Linked DNA regions of Homo sapiens: region 1 is linked to region 2. Evidence: chromatin contacts called from ENCODE Hi-C data. All regions are on one chromosome and are shown on one strand. Each heading gives the region's core, a stretch centred on a gene start or an enhancer-like site at or near the end of the contact. The rest is flanking DNA. Distances are from core to core; before and after follow the strand shown.

Evidence for each region. A loop is a pair of places that touch in the nucleus more often than their neighbours do. Pooled maps may share reads with other maps.
Region 1: a loop to region 2 is called in a pooled map, with 10 times the contacts of the local background. The contact joins the promoter of ZNF132-DT here to the promoter of ZNF582 in region 2. A Hi-C loop is called at or near these places in 6 of 50 pooled maps.

What each region holds. Positions count from the first base shown.
Region 1 is chr19:58,438,638-58,442,157 of GRCh38, forward strand. ZNF132-DT (ZNF132 divergent transcript) reads left to right here and starts at 1,811. Exons shown (of 1, transcript NR_186311.1): 1 at 1,811-3,520. ZNF132 (zinc finger protein 132) reads right to left here and starts at 1,516. Exons shown (of 3, transcript NM_003433.4): 1 at 1,122-1,516. The coding sequence starts at 1,184. It also overlaps a transcript of ZNF324B not described here. RefSeq lists enhancers at 1,182-1,692, 1,925-2,054, 2,204-2,713.
Region 2 is chr19:56,392,007-56,395,101 of GRCh38, forward strand. ZNF582 (zinc finger protein 582) reads right to left here and starts at 1,528. Exons shown (of 5, transcript NM_001320371.4): 1 at 1,214-1,528. It overlaps ZNF582-DT (ZNF582 divergent transcript), which reads left to right and starts at 1,670. Exons shown (of 2, transcript NR_037160.1): 1 at 1,670-2,047.

The DNA.
Region 1 (3,520 bases), core at 561-3,060, 2.0 Mb after region 2:
TAATTTTTTGTATTTTTAGTAGAGATGGGGTTTCACCGTGTTAGCCAGGATGGTCTCAATCTCCTGACCTAGTGATCCACCTGCCTCGGCCTCCCAAAGTGCTGGGATTACAGGCGTGAGCCACCACGCCCGGCAATTTTTTTTTTTTTTTAAGACAGAGTCTCGCTCTGTCACTCAGGCTGGAGCGCAGTGGCACGATCTCAGCTCAATGCAACCTCCATCTCCCAGATTCAAACAGTTCTTCTGCCTCAGTTTCCCAAGTTGCTGGGATTACAGGTGCACACTACCATGTCCTGGCTAATTTTTCTGTATTTTTAGTAGAGGTGGGGTTTCGCCACGTTGGCCAGGCTGGTCTTGAACTCCTGACCTCAAGTGATCTGGCCGCCTTGGCCTCCCAAAGTGCTGGGATTACAAGTGTGAGCCACTGCACTCAGCCTTAGGTCAATCTTAACATTTCACTTTCTTTCACTGTCCCACATCAGGTAATCCATGGCCCAGTTTGGGCAGATTCAGAAGCCAACCATCTGTCCTACCTCCACGGGCACCCCTCTGTCCAGCTACCCAAAGCACACATCTGGACCACATCTGTCAGCTCCTCACTGGCCTTCCTGCTCCACCATCACCATCCCTCCAGTCTGCTGCCCACTAGGCATCCATAGGGCGTCTGTTAAGACTGGAGTCAGAGCACCTACTTCCTCTACTCCAAACCTTCCATGGCTCCCACCACCATCAGAATAGAGGTCCAGCTCCTCAGGCTGCCATTCCAGGCCTAACTATTGGTTTCCCTTCCCTGTTTCCACCAGACTAAATGGAGACCGGCAGTCCCCAGAATGCTTCCATTTCATCACCACTAAACAAGGTACACATGCTGGTCACTGTCCCTGGGACAGCCTTCCAGATCTCATTCCACAGGATTCCAGAAATGGGAATCCCTCGATATAACCCCTTGCCTGGATTCAGGATGGTAAGGGTAAGTGACTCCCAGGGCAGGGCCCAGGACCCACGTGTGAGGACAGGACACGATCAAGAGTCCCAGGACACCAACATCCCCTCTATCTGGGCTTCAGGATCCTGAGGGCCGGAATCCCAGCGGGTGAGGGCCTGGGGCACACTCCACTTACCTGCGCCGGGCCCATCAGCAACGCTGGCAACCCCATTAGAACCTGTGGGCTGGGCAGGGCCATAACAGGAGGCCCAGGGCTAGCCCTGCCGCTGGGCCGAACCCTCACACTTCCGCTGGGTGACGGTCGCACTCAGGACCTGTCTTCCCAAATGCAAAATGCGCGCAAGGCCTCTGGGCACCGCAGGGACGAAGGCTGGGTATGGAGACCCTGGAGACGCGTGGCGCTGGCTCCACTTTCGGGAACACCTTGGCTCATAAAAGCAGAGTAATTAGCCGGGCACTATGGTGCGTGTGAAGGCGCGGTGACGGTCCCTGCACCCACTCCCGTGCCCTGGTGTGGCTCCAGAGGCCTGCTGTAGCCCAACCCACCAGCAGCAAAATGAGGACCGCAATGGCGGCGCCGGAAGTCCCGCCTCTCAATGACAGCTCGGACTTGCCACTGGTCCGAGCTTTCATTGGCTCAAGGATCCCCGCCGTCTATGACGCTATTTCCCTATGCCCGTCACGCTACTGCTAGGTCGTTGCCAAGGTGATTGAGGAATGGCGTTTATTGCGTCGCTGCTCAGGCAACGCAAACTACATTATCCAGAAGGACCCTCGCGGTGCCTCAGGGCTGGCCATTGGCAGCCGAGGAGACAGGCACTTCCGGGCGGAGTGTAAGACGCTGGCCAATCACAGCCTGGCAGCGGGACTTCCGTCGTCGTCCTCGGACCATCACTTTGGCATTTCTCGATTTTGTCTGCTTCTGAAGGGACCGCGTTGTCAGGCGAGGGACGGAATCTTGGAGGCTCCCTGGGCCCATGGAAACAGGAGCGAGGAAGGCACGAGAGTCGGGGAAGTTCCGCCTTCTTGACATACAAGCGCCCCCACCGCGGCGAATATCGCCCCTGAGCCCAGTGTTCGCCCCCCACAACACCGCACCCCCCTTCCCCACCCTGTGCCTTAGATAAAGCCGGCCCAGTGGGACCCTCAGGTTGCACCGCGCGGAGGTGTCCGCGGCTCTCGGGAGTCGTCGCCCTTGGCGTTATGTTGGCTTTAGGGAGCGCGAGGCCGAGGCCAAGAAAAGCTACGCATTGGGAGGTCTTGACCCAGTGTGCGCCCGGCTGTAGGCATGGAACGTGCGCCAAAGGTCTCCTGGCACCCACTCCGCTGGACTCAGCACCATTGTCCTAAGTCTCCGATTGAGAAGTATCTGCCCCAGGTCCTCTGCGGGCCCCACTGAACAGTGTGGAGCGTTCACAGGTTGGGGGTCACCATTTCAGAATCCAGTTTGTTGAGACGTGGAGGGTACAGGAGGAGGGATCTGCATATGCGAAGACTTGGACTTGACCCTGACCTGAGCGTTCAGGCAGGCTCTCATGCCCCCTTGGCAGCGAGTGGAGAGCGTAAGAGGAGTCCTGCCTCTCCTGGCACACCGAGGGCGCCTGGGAGCCATGAAAGGTGTTGAACAGAAAAGGGATGGACATGACCTGAGTTAGAATTTGGAAAGTATTTCAGTGGTTGCTGAATGAACACACTACTGGAGAAGGTGGTTGTAGTGGGGCTGGAAGCAGGGAGACTGTGGGGGAGGTTATTGCAGTATTGTTCCAGACAGTTATGATAGTGGCCTGTCCAGAACGGAAGCAAGAAGGATGGGAGAAGTGATCAGATTCCCAGTGGATCTTCAAGATAGAGCTAATGGAATTTTTTGCTACCTTAGATAAGTGGAATAAGCATGAGTAGGGGTGAAGGACCATCCCAAGTAGTTAGGAAGAATTAGGATGCCTCCTGTGGAGAATAGAGGTTGGCAGTTGGCAGGAGGAGGATGTTTCATGGAAGATTAGCGATGGATTTTGTAGGTATAGAGTCTGAATTGTCTGGAGACCTGTGAGTGGAGGTGTCAAATGGGCCTCTGGATATATAGAATTCTGGTGTGGCTTCAGGACGTCCAGACTGCATTATGTTGGTGGCCTGGCCCAGTGAACGGCCTGAGGATAGGATTTGGGAAGGAGGGTTTTAGGTTGGAGGACCAGTGGCTAGGGCTCACGCTCAGTGCTTAGATCACATCTGTCTGCCCATTGGCTTGGTGTTGCAGGGCTTAATGACCTTTGAGGACAGGGTCAGTACATCTTCCAAGAATGTGGGGCTCCTTAGTGAGGTCCAAGGGGGCTTCTACAGTGACATGATACTACAGAGCTTTGTACTCCAGTGCCCACTAGGTAAGGCTACTGTGTCTCCTCTTTCCCCTACACATGAAATCTAGGTTTTCCTCCGCCTTTCCATTGTTCCCTCTGGGAGGTGCTGCTGGCCCTGGCACTGGCCAGTGTCCTGCTGTGTCCGGAATTGTTTCCTTCCTCTGGGTTCTTGGTCTCGCTGACTTCAAGAATAAAGCCGCGGACCCTCGTGTTGAGTGTTACA
Region 2 (3,095 bases), core at 278-2,777:
GGGGAACCAGTGGTCCTTTCCCTCCCATTTCCCCTAAACATCCAGTGGTTCTGTTTTGCTGCAAATGCAAGTCTAAGACAGGGATGCTGAGGGCTGTTCTAGTGACTGAGACCCACATGTTACCTCAAGGACAAGGAGGGCTTCCCTCAAGCCAGGGAGCATAGAAGGCCTGCATCATTTGCATAGCCCCAGCCTAGAATAAAGCCTTTCCAGGACTAGGCCATTTAACTCTCTCCTGCAGCAAATATAACACCTTTGAAAGTCTACCTGGCTCTTTTCCCAACCGCCAAATATACAAAAAGCTCTACAGCCCAAACTGAGGCTTTGTGCATGCCACTTCATGGAGCATGCCTTGCATCAACAAATGGGATAGAGTTGGAAGGAACAGTAAGAGACAAATTACACACAGCACGCCCAGTGCTCCATTATCAGCACATAAATGTGTCCTTCCATAGAGACACAGCAGTGCACAAAGCTGCATGTCCAATAATATTTGCTAAATAGGAGAACTGAAAATTAGTACGTAAGTAGGCAAGTCCACAAGTAGCCAAGAGGTTGAATCATTTTTGGCACAGCCATATAATGGGATGCCAAGTGACTATCAAAAATGACTATCAAAAACTGACAAGCAAAGATATTAACTACTGAATCCTTTGAGAACATTCAGCAAAAAGAAGTCAAACTCACTAACACACAGGCTAAAAACAAAACAAAACAAAAAAATTGGAAGAAAAAACACCCAAGTATTCGCAGTGTTGTCATTTAACCAGTTCTTGAGCTCACTGTTAAACAAGAAGTACTCTGTAAAGGAGTATATAAGGTGCCTACTGCATTACAAACATTTGGTTCTAAGTAACGTGTAAGTGAAATAATTATGAATGTTGCTTAATATGATGTAATAGGCAGCTTTTCCTTATTATGACCACTTTTATAAGCATTATTTGTATTAACTGCACGATATCCTATTTACAAAGGATGGCCTGTGATCCACTCAAGTGTTTCCCCATTGCTGGACATAGAATTTGAACATATAAAATGTTCCCAAGTATAAGTTTTTCTAAACTAGCGGTTCTAAGTCTTCTGGGGTCTTGTAACTCTCTGAGAACCTCATGAAACAAGATTTCCTCTCAGATTAAAAAAAAAAAAAGGCACGCATAACAGTGAATGCAAAACATCCGCAATTTCAGGGGGTCGGAGACCCCTGCGCACCCACCTAAGGGGTCCATGCACCTGGGCTATGAGGCTGGAAGCAGAAAGGGGGCGCCAGAAAGCGCACGCCGCGAGGGCCGGCGGGAAATGTAGTCTCACGCCGGTAAAGCCACAGAGCGACGATGAGGCGAGACGTCTGCGTTCTTCTCAGGCCTGAGACCCAACCGGCCCGGGCACCAGCTCCTGCTGGACCCCAGAGCGCCTGGAAAGCTCCGGAACCTCTCACCTGCCGCCTCCTCGGGTCCAAGTGCCACCGCGGCCGCGCCCCCGGCAGCCCAGGGCGCGCTTCCACCACGGTACCGGTGGATTCGCCGTGCGCAGCCGGAAGATGGCGCAGACGCACAAAGCACACCGATGCTGCGCCATGATAGGGCCGGCGCCGCAGTGTCTTCCGGGAAACATAGTCTTTAGGCGTAAAGGCAGCAGCCCGGCCTTGAAGCCGGATCTCGCGATGTTTCAGGGTGAGCCGGACGCAGGCGTGCCTGCGCAGTGCGCGGAGGAGTGCTGTTCGTGTGTTCGAGTCCCTGGGTTGCTTCCTGGGGTCTGTGGTGCTGGGTGTGCTATCTGCGTGTGATTCTCTAGCGAGAGATTGTGGGCGAGTGACCGAGTGGGCAAGGGGCCGTCACTGTGTGTGCGTGATTTTGACAGTGTGTGGTGGTAGCTTCTGACTCCGCGTGGGTCGTTGAATGTATGACTGGGACCGTTTAGCGGTGGATACACAACTGTGTGCGGCTGTGGAAGATTGCCTCATCCGTTACGTTCCCATTTCCGTGGAACAACAGTTTTACCAGAAGGTTTCGAAGGAACCTTAAAGTTTGGAAGCGTAAGAGTTTATCTGGTAACTAATTTTAAACATTACATCTATGGTGAGTTAAATGTGGGTTATGAAGGAGAACGCAAAATAAAAACGTTATAAAGATGTAAAGGAGTTTTATGGGGCGGCATCTCTTGGGCAAATATCAGACCGCCGTAGGTAGTTGTTAATTCTCTCTTGTTTTTAGGCGGCTTTGGTGTCATCAAATGTGAGAAGCCCTGGACTTTACACATCCCGAGCCAGTGTGATCCAGTATGATTGGGAGTCCGAGTGCCAGATGCCGGTCAGGACCTGTTATGCTGGGTCTCAGAATGCGGAAACTCTCCCTGTCCGAGGTGGAACAGTTTGTCCTTGAGTGAGGACTGGAGTCCTGAGTGACTCTTTTGATTTGATCCTGTTTCCCTCAAACCTGGTGAGCTCTATGGTGTAATAAATGGTTAAGAGTGTGAACCCTTAACCATCTCTAAGACTGGAGCCAGAATGCCTGAACTCCAGTCTTAGAGATGTGCCTCGGTCTCCACATTTGAAAGTGAGGATGATTGTGGCATCTAATTCATTGAGTTGTTGGGGAGGAGTAACTGATATGTAAAATAATGCTACTGCTGCTGGATAAGGATGCTAATATGACTGAAGCTAATGCTTTCTTTCTGCAAAGATGCTTTTTCCAAAACACACCATATTGCCTCTTTACACATTCTTCAGGAGAGGGTAGAGGCTGCATTTTCCTTGTAGGTGCGGTGATGTGGTGGAAAGCACACTTTTAGAATTAGACAGATGTGGATTCAAATAGCATTTCAGCCATTTATTAGTTTCTTCGTGCCTATCTCGGTTTTGTTTTGTTTTTTTTTTTTTGTCCATAAAAGGAAGAATGTAATGCTGGGCTTGCAGCTTTGTCCTGAGGGTCAAATAAAATGATTTAATAATATAAGCAAAGCTCAGAGGTTGGTTATTGCTGATTACTGATATTAAAAGACAACTTCAGCAAGGATGGTTGAATTTCACACTTGTGAGCGGACAGTTGAGGAGACAGTTGTAGATTTATCCTACTTGACCTTATTTGTGGTTCAAGACA